2 separate regions of the Homo sapiens genome follow, and region 2 is linked to region 1. A link is a contact called in ENCODE Hi-C data. All regions are on one chromosome and are shown on one strand. Each heading gives the region's core, a stretch centred on a gene start or an enhancer-like site at or near the end of the contact. The rest is flanking DNA. Distances are from core to core; before and after follow the strand shown. Region 1 holds the start of RWDD2A (RWD domain containing 2A). Region 2 holds the start of ZNF292 (zinc finger protein 292).

Region 1 (4,286 bases), core at 854-3,353:
CCACTCTCCTCCCATTTTAGCTCCAGGACTATCCTGGACGCCGGGCACACTTAAATTGGTCCACTCTCAACTAAAATGAAGATTTTACACCTATTCAGAGACTCCAATGAGCTCAAAGATCATTTCATTTTACAAAAAGGGAAACTAACCTAAATTAACATAGATAGCTGGTGACGGATTGAGGCCTAAAGTCAGATTCTTGAGTGGACTGAAACTACATATCCCCAAATATCTGAGAAATCTTTGTGGTTCTTTTGCTATTTCTCCCAAACTACAGAGACATATTCTTAAAGGAAAAGCAAAAGGCAACAGTTTCTTCTCCAAGACTACCCAGATCTTTTTCCATTTGCTAAAAACAATCAGGACACCCTTCTAAGATGTTGCTCTAAAACTAGCAATATCTTCTTCTGAAAGAATGCCACCTTTTTCCTTTACTTTTAAAAATAAAACATCGGCCGGGAGCGGTGGCTCACGCCAGTAATCTTAGCACTTTGAGAGGCCAAGGCAGGCGGATCACCTGAGGTCAGGAGTTTGAAACCAGCCTGGCCAACATGGCGAAACCGCCTCTCTATTAAAAATACAAAAAAATTAGTCGGGCGTGTTAGCTGGCGCCTGTAATCCCAGCTACTCGGGAGGCAGAGGTTGCAGTGAGCCGAGATCGCGCCACTGCACTCCAGCCTGGGTGACAAAGGGAGACTCGGTCTCAAAAAAAAAAAAAAAAAAAAAAAACAGGCCAGGTGAGGTGGCTCAGGCCTGTAATCCCGGCATTTTGGGAGGCCAAGGCGGGCGGATCACGAGGTCAGGAATTCAAGACCAGCCTGACCAACATGGTGAGACCCTTGTCTCTACTAAAAATACAAAAAGTAGCCTGGCGTGGTGGTGCGCGCCTGTAGTCCCAGCTACTCAGGAGGCTGACGCAGGAGAATCGCTTGAACCCGCGGGTGGAGGTCGCAGTGAGCCGAGATCGCGCCACTGCACTCCAGGCTGGGCGACAGGGTGAGACTCCGTCTCAAAACAAACAACAACAAAAAATCGGCCCTTAGCCCACTAATACTGTTTTCTCTGGGATACTCCCATTAAGTGGAACTTGGGGTTTCCAACCTCAGTCAGTAGTTTTCCTTCAGTAGTCCATATACTACATTTCCTGGGTCAATTAATTCCCAATTAGCCCAGAGATGAGGAGCAGTCCGCCAGCTGCTAGCCTCATAATTTTGTTTTCTTTATTGTCCTTCATTGCTTCAATGAACAGAACTTGCAAGAAATGGTGAAAAATACTTGCTTTTGTCCAGTTGGAAAAAGCTGGCATTCAGTAAACTAATTTAGTTCAAGACAGTGATCAGATCTCTTTCCTAAGGATGAATACATATTTGTAAAAACTGAGCAGTCAGTTATGTGTCATGATTATTCATAAGAGTGTAAACCAGTCCTGTTAACTCCAAAAAGCCATTAAAAAAAAAAAGGTCCAGATAATATGAGTTCATCCTTTCATGCGTTTTAGGCCCTACAACTACTTTCAATGCCTCTGCGAATGCCTTTATTGAAAGCATATTTGCCAAATCCAGCGTCCACGCAAAAAGTTAAGAGTATCCCCCTACTCTCCATTCAATCTTCAAATCTCCTTGGTGCCTCTCTCCCGCCTACCCTCGAATCACCGCACAAGGGTGATTCCCGGCACTCCACCCTGAGGTCCCCGCCTAGGTCCACGTACCAGAGCCCCGGCAGGAGACCCGCGGCCCGTCCCGACCAGCCCGCCCGCGGGGCGCAGGGGCCTGTAGGTGTGTCCCGCGCGCTCCGCCGCTCGGTCAGTCGCCCGCCAGACCACTAGCCCCTCCGTCGGGCCGAGAATCTGACCTGTCCCGCTCCCACCGAGCCCTTGCCGACCGGTAGTCTCCCTTCTCAACTCCGAGCCTCGGGGCCCGGCTTACCTCGGTCAGGAAGCCCCCTTCACCTACACGCAGCGGAGAAGCGCCCAAGCAACAACGTCTGCACCCAAACCCAGTCCTCAGAACCGCAGACGTGGCCCTGCGTGGCTTCCGGCTCGTCGCCACGCCCCCTGGCCAATCACGGCAGAGGACTATCCGCCAGCCCCGCCCCCGCCTCGCCGCAGGTCGCGCGCAGCTGGCGCCTGAGGAACTGCGGCTGCGGTTCCGAGCGGGGTCTGGGGCTGTTACCATTGAGTGACCAGAAAGGGTGAGGCCCCCGCGGTGGCCCGGGGGTTGGGGCCGAGGGTCGCGGGCCCTCAGAGCACTGCGGCCGCGGAGGCACAGCCTCCGCCTCCAAATCCGGGCCTCTGGGGGCGGCAGGCCCTGCGTTCCTGGGAAGCCGGGGTTCCTAGTGGTCTTGGCTAGGGGCGGGGGTGGGGAATCAGCCCCGTCGCTGGGCCTCGGACAGGGCGACCTCGCCCACAGTGAGCGCCGCCGGCGGCCCGCATCCCCCTCTCCGACGTCGAGGTCATCTCCCAAACCTTTGAATCTGGGAAGCCTTCTCCGGCTGCCGTCTCCCCGGGTACCCCCTTCCCCCAGCTCACTGTAAACATCTTTTATTTAATGACCTCTGAGACACCCCCTACCCTTATCCTGGGTCCCTCGGGGCAGAGGCCAGTGAATCGTAAACGTCCGGAGCCCTGGAATGCGGCCCAAGCGAAAAGGCCACCGCGGTGTTGGGGGGGGGCGGTCCGCGAGTCCAGGACCGAGGGGTGGCGACTGGCGCTGGGGAACTCGGAGCCCATCCTGCTGGCACTGCGGCCTCTCTCGCCGCAGCGTCTGGCTCCGCCCAAGCCCGAGCCCCGGGTGGGATTGGAAGCCGGGCCCCAGCCTTTCCCAGAATTCAGGCTTGCAGAGCGTCTGCAGGTGTCTGCCTGCCACCTGCAGCGGGACAGTTCCAAACACCTGTTGAAAGTGCAGATTCCCCTATCTAGTGCGGGGTGCGGGAGGCGGGAACCCGGAGCCCGGGTACGCAGAATATGGGTTTTTACGGAGTGTTTTAGAGGATGTTGTGCATACTAGATTTTGGAGTCAGGAAATAAAGAAGAGTGCAAGTGTCTGGTTTGTGCCCCTAGCTCTCGGTGCAAAGCGTTCCTGCAGAATTGCTTCCACGTAAAGGGACCTTCGGGAAATTTCGCTGGATACCGGCTGGCATTGACAAACCCAGCGTCCCTGAGCCTTGTGAGGTTTCCAGGCAGGCTGATTGCGAGGCAACATGTCTGCTTCGGTGAAAGAAAGCCTTCAGCTTCAGCTACTGGAGATGGAAATGCTGTTTTCTATGTTTCCTAACCAAGGAGAAGTAAAACTTGAAGATGTAAATGCCCTGACGAATATAAAGAGGTATTTGGAAGGCACAAGGGAGGCGCTGCCACCAAAAATCGAATTTGTAATTACACTCCAGATTGAAGAGCCCAAGGTAGGTACCCTGATTTAAGTGTTTGCCAGGTGCCCAGTTTTTAATTGAAACATCTAGAACATGAGCTTTCTGTCAAGGAAAGATAGAAATATTCCAGGTGCATATTTCCTTGTTTGAAAGATACGGAATGCTCTATAAATTGTCTTCAGTAAATATCTTTAATTTTATGTAAACATATACACCTTTTTAACAAATATACCTGGAGTTTTTATTGACGCTATCTTGCAGTCTTATGCCATTATTATTTTGTTCACCCATCCAGTTGGACTACCTTTCACATGTATCATGATTTTCATAAATCTAAATATCTCCTGTAACATAACTGTCTTTTAAGGAGTGAATGAGTGGATTTTTTGATGGCACCATAACACAGAAAGCAAATATGGATGGAAAAATCTAAAGACTAAAAATGAATTTACCTCCATCTTCTGATCCATTTATCTCCAGCAACATTAGCATAGCATAGGTAATACGTGGACTGGGCATTTGAGAACCACTGTTGTAGCTATTTCCTACTCATCCTTCAGTTGTTATTCCCTCAGAGGAGACTTTCTGGTTCTCCAGACTGGATTCTGTCCCGCTGGTTACACACTTCAATGGAACCCTCCACTTTTCCATGGTAATGCTTTTCACAATTGAAATTAAATACTTGCTATATGTAATTATTTGTTTAATGTGTGTCTCCTTCACTAGGCCCTGGACTTCATGAAGGGCAAAAATAGTGTCTGGTTTATTCACTTTTTTATCCCAGCACAAGGGCACCTGGCACACGTAGTTGTTCAATAAATATTGAAATAATGCATAAAAGGAAGCAATCATGTATGTAAAGTACCTGGTACATTTAATAGTAGCAATAACATTTCTCAAAATCATGCAGTTGCTATTGA
Region 2 (4,286 bases), core at 1,058-3,557, 4.0 Mb after region 1:
GAAGAGCTTTTATTCGCCTCTGACTTGTCCCAAACCAAGTAGTGCCTGCAAATATCAAGTACACAATAAATGAGTGTTAATTACACCACTCACCCCCAATCCTTACATTTCCTGTAGGCTCTAAATATTTCTATGTGTGTGCAAAGGAGAAGAAATGGAGGAATGTGGACATAGGGTTCACAGATACTAAATAAACATAAAGACATGGCCATCCATGCTGATGGACATTTACCAGATAGTAATGGTGCTCAGAATCAATTTGCTAATCAAGTCTCCATAGTTTTAGGGTTGTTATGTGCAAGAGGTAGGAATGACCTACATTATCAGGCAATTCTCTTAAAAATCAATATCTGGATATATATGTCTCCCACCCCTCAACCCCCATTTTTTCTTTCTTTCTATAGATTAGGTGTGGTGTAAACCATTATACTTGAAGTGGAAATGAGCTTGCTAACCTGTGATACCTTACCTTGGATTTACGGGTACATTTGGCTAACCTCATATTTCCCTTTTTGCATTTTTTCACTGGAATCCTAAGATAACATAAACTGGTGAAACCTGGTTTGGGTATCTAAAATACTTAACTTGGGAAAGTGAACTGAAAATATTAAAAATCATTAGCTGCCTTAATTGTTCCTTTTTCAACTCAGTGATACTATTATATCCTCTCTTCTCAGCCTTTGAATGTACTTCCCAGTCTCTTCCATGAGTAAACATTTGAAGATTAAACATTTGAAGATTCTACCTTGTTAATATGTAATATTAACTGATACTGTTTTTCATAAGGGGTTTAACTGTGCCTGGTCACCTTATATAATGCCGCTTTAAAAACATCACCATCACTGATGCGTTATAAAACATTTATTCTGGACAACATAGTATGTAGAACACTTTCCATTAATTACTAGAAATCTTTTGAAGAGGACGCTGCCCACAATGGGAAGTATTTTTATTTTAGATCCTTGTACTAAAAAAATATACTTCACTCAGAGTAAATGAAAAGACTGGGTGCCTCATCAATATCATTGTTTCTAAATTTCTGTAGACTATTCAGTTGCAAGAGAGATAGGTCTTTTGTCTAATGCTCTAACGGTAAAAAAAATATTAGTTTTATTAAGAACTTTAGGGTTAAGCTCTTGGATTTTTGTAGCACCTCTTCTACTCTTTTGTTCAAGTGCCAAGTATTAATTCTTTTCAGCTTGTAAGTAAAATGTGGTTCAGAATGCTACCTCTATTTGTAGCATTAGGAAAAAAAAATGCTGTAGATATTTATAATAATTCTCGACAATATTGTTTTATTTTAGCATCAATTTCCTCTCCTCCGTTATGATTTTTAATGGAGTCCTTATTGGTGTTTTTTTTTTCCTTGACCTACTTTCTTTTCAATAGCTTTCATATATAGCCTGTTGTCATTGTTGGTGATTTCTGTAGAGTGTAGTAGAGTCTAAATCACGGTGAAACAGAGTAGTTAGTTATCACTTATTCTAGAAATGTTTTCGTGGTTTAAAAGTCATCTGGTCTGTTCATATTCTGACTTCTTTTAAACTATGCTTTTCATGAATTTGCTCCGTTCTCCAGACTGAGGATTGAACCTCATTCTGCTCTGACCCAATTGTTCTTTTCCTTTGTTGCCTCCACCCCCTAGAGAATGTGTTTCCAGGGGACAGGCGTTCTTGGTGCTGAAGAGGAGGAGAGTCAAGTGAGACGAGATCTGGTACCTCACGCACTAGATCCCTCCTCTCCGGCCTGGTGAGAAGTCAGAGACAATTTTGACAGTTCATAGTCCTGCCTTGGCTCTCACGCTTGCGGTCCATGGGCGGGTTTTACCTTCTCTCTCTTCCTCTGCTTCTGGCCTGCTTACAGGCCAACAGCAAATGCAGCCATTGCCCGAGACCACTCAGAACTCTCCCTGTGCCATCCTCTTGGGGAACAGGAGGATATGTCCGTAGAAGACTTCGTGGACTGGGGAAAGCCACGCCGGGATCGGGACGCCGGAGAGGGTCGCCCCTCCCTAGGCTTTTTCCCGTCGCGGCGCCCACGTGACCGAGAGCAGGCCTTCACCAGCCCGCCCCTTTCGGCCGCTGCTGCCCACTTCCCGCTCGGGGTAAGTAAACCGCCGTTTTCCGCACCGCCCCAACCCCGCCCTTCTCCTTTCCCCTTGCCTTCACCTCCCTCGGGCTCTCTCGCGCCACTCTCCCCACCCCCATATCTTCCCCATCGGGCCCTTTGTACGTGCTCGGCGCCGTGCAAGCGCGCCCGGCACGTGACCCCGCCGAACGTGGCATTGTGTTATCACGTGACCCAGGTGCGTACGCGACGGAGCGGGGTGTGAAGATGGCGGACGAAGAGGCCGAGCAGGAGAGGTTGAGTTGCGGCGAAGGCGGCTGCGTCGCGGAGCTGCAGCGCCTGGGCGAGCGGCTCCAGGAGCTGGAGCTACAGCTGCGGGAGAGCCGGGTACCGGCCGTGGAAGCGGCCACCGACTACTGTCAGCAGCTGTGCCAGGTGAGGGCGCCCGGTGGTCCCCTCCCCCTTTCCCCAGCTAGAGGGGGAAGAGGGCGAGCGAGCGCTAGGCGGCCGAGAGGTGGTCGCCGCTTCCTTGGCATCATCGGCGCCTCCGCCTGGGTGGGAGCGGGAGTAGAAGGAAGGCGCCTTTGTGTGGCTGCAGTTGTGGCGGTTGTTGTCGTCTGCAGCTCCTGGCTGGGGGAAGGGAGTTGCGGTCAAGGCGGAAAATCCCCCCTCCCCTTTCCTTCCCTGAACTCGGGACTGCGCGGTCCCCGCGGCTGAGGAAATGTACACGGTGCGGATTGGAGAGAGTAGGAGAATGGAGGCCAGGTTCTCTTCCTCCTCCTCCTTTTATTGTGCACTGGGGATTACCGCGCCTCCCGCCTCTGCGCCTCTGCTTCCCACTCCGACGGGCCTCCGCCCCCACTGGTTTGATTCCTTTGCCTTCCCCTGCTTTCATCCGTCCCGCCCCCCAGCCCCGGCCCTGTCCTGGCTGTCTCCGGGCCTTTGTTGTTCGAGTTTCGCCTTAGGACTGAAGGGGCCTTTGTTGATGTTCGGAGGAGCAGTCCCCGCCGACCCCTTCTAGTTGAGCTAGACGTTCGGGAGGGGGTGCTTGGCGGAGGTTGTCCCCTCCTGCCCATACTTGCTTGCTTGGTGCATCACTTCTGTGGTAAAGCTTTATCTCCTTAGTGTAGAGGAGCTGTGCCTGTACATCTGTCTCAGGTTGAGTGTCCTTTTGGGGCGGTTTTTCCAGAGTCCGTTTCTCATTTGCTTTCGCCCTTCGAGGAGTATGATTTCCACTATCCTTTCTGTCCCGATCACCCCCTCACCCCTGTTTCTTGGAGTCCTTCCTATTTGGCTTCCTGATGAAGTGGGAGAAGACTGAGGTTCATGTGGATCTGTGCTTTGGGTAGTTTCAAATCTTTTCTTTGCTTGCCCAAGGGCACTGCTCACCAGTGACTGCATTCTAACCAGAATTTGGAATGTTAATAACACTGTTTGCTAGTGATGAAAATCATTTCATCCATGGTGAAAATCGGAGAGTTTGGGACTACATTTGCACTTCATTACGAGCCTTACACTTAGGTTTAAAATTTCAAGGTAGTGTTGCTGGCTCTGGTGAAGACTTTGATTTGATTGTCTTGAGGAGGAAAAAGAAGACACAATTTACACAGGTCATATTTAGAGTTAACTTGTGAGTGTATCATTACAGAGAATTCGTTTTGGAAAAATACTGATCTTAACGTAGAACAATGGTTGACCATTTTAGCTGAGTAGATTACATTTTCACTTATTTTTTAGCTTCCAAATATTGAAATATTTTCTTTATTATGTCGGGGATACGTGATCACATACAAAAGAATCTCCGTTGCTGTATGCACTTTATTGTCACAAATTATTTGATGGCTGTTCATAATCTTAAAAACAAAAACTGTGAGATCAAGTGGTGACGTCTAGGAGGATGTGCAATGTGAAAGCTCCCTACTTAGGTAAATAGGTCTGGTGAGTACCTGTGGCAAAATTAAAGTCTCATTCCTTTGAATTTTAATATTTAAAAATTGTTGAAATTTCTCAGTTTCTCTACTTTGCAGTACCCACTCATTCTTAATTGGTCTTTAAAGATTTATTTTAGAGATAAAAAAATTTCTCTAAGATACCCATAATAGGAAGTATTTCATTTGTAAGTCGAATCAGTTTTTATATAATAATCAGTGAAAACTATTAAAGTCTAGCTTTGCTGAAAGACATTTTCCCCTAATAGTGTCCACTGATAGTTTTAAGGC

What was found. Hi-C counts contacts between places; a loop is a spot of excess contacts on that map. Pooled maps may share reads with other maps.
Region 2: a loop to region 1 is called in a map of CD4-positive, alpha-beta memory T cell, with 7 times the contacts of the local background. The contact joins the promoter of ZNF292 here to the promoter of RWDD2A in region 1. A Hi-C loop is called at or near these places in 2 of 168 maps with a recorded cell type or tissue (CD4-positive, alpha-beta memory T cell and naive thymus-derived CD4-positive, alpha-beta T cell) and 9 of 50 pooled maps.

The regions. Positions count from the first base shown.
Region 1 is chr6:83,191,254-83,195,539 of GRCh38, forward strand. It overlaps RWDD2A (RWD domain containing 2A), which reads left to right and starts at 2,104. Exons shown (of 3, transcript NM_033411.5): 1 at 2,104-2,190; 2 at 3,059-3,399. The coding sequence starts at 3,199. It overlaps PGM3 (phosphoglucomutase 3), which reads right to left and starts at 2,012. Exons shown (of 13, transcript NM_015599.3): 1 at 1,926-2,012. RefSeq lists silencers at 1,663-1,732, 2,033-2,402 and an enhancer at 1,975-2,474.
Region 2 is chr6:87,153,258-87,157,543 of GRCh38, forward strand. It overlaps ZNF292 (zinc finger protein 292), which reads left to right and starts at 2,308. Exons shown (of 8, transcript NM_015021.3): 1 at 2,308-2,502. The coding sequence starts at 2,335. It overlaps LOC124901355 (translation initiation factor IF-2-like), which reads right to left and starts at 1,990. Exons shown (of 2, transcript XM_047419630.1): 1 at 1,719-1,990; 2 at 1-45. RefSeq lists enhancers at 1,846-2,005, 2,276-2,615, 3,127-3,734.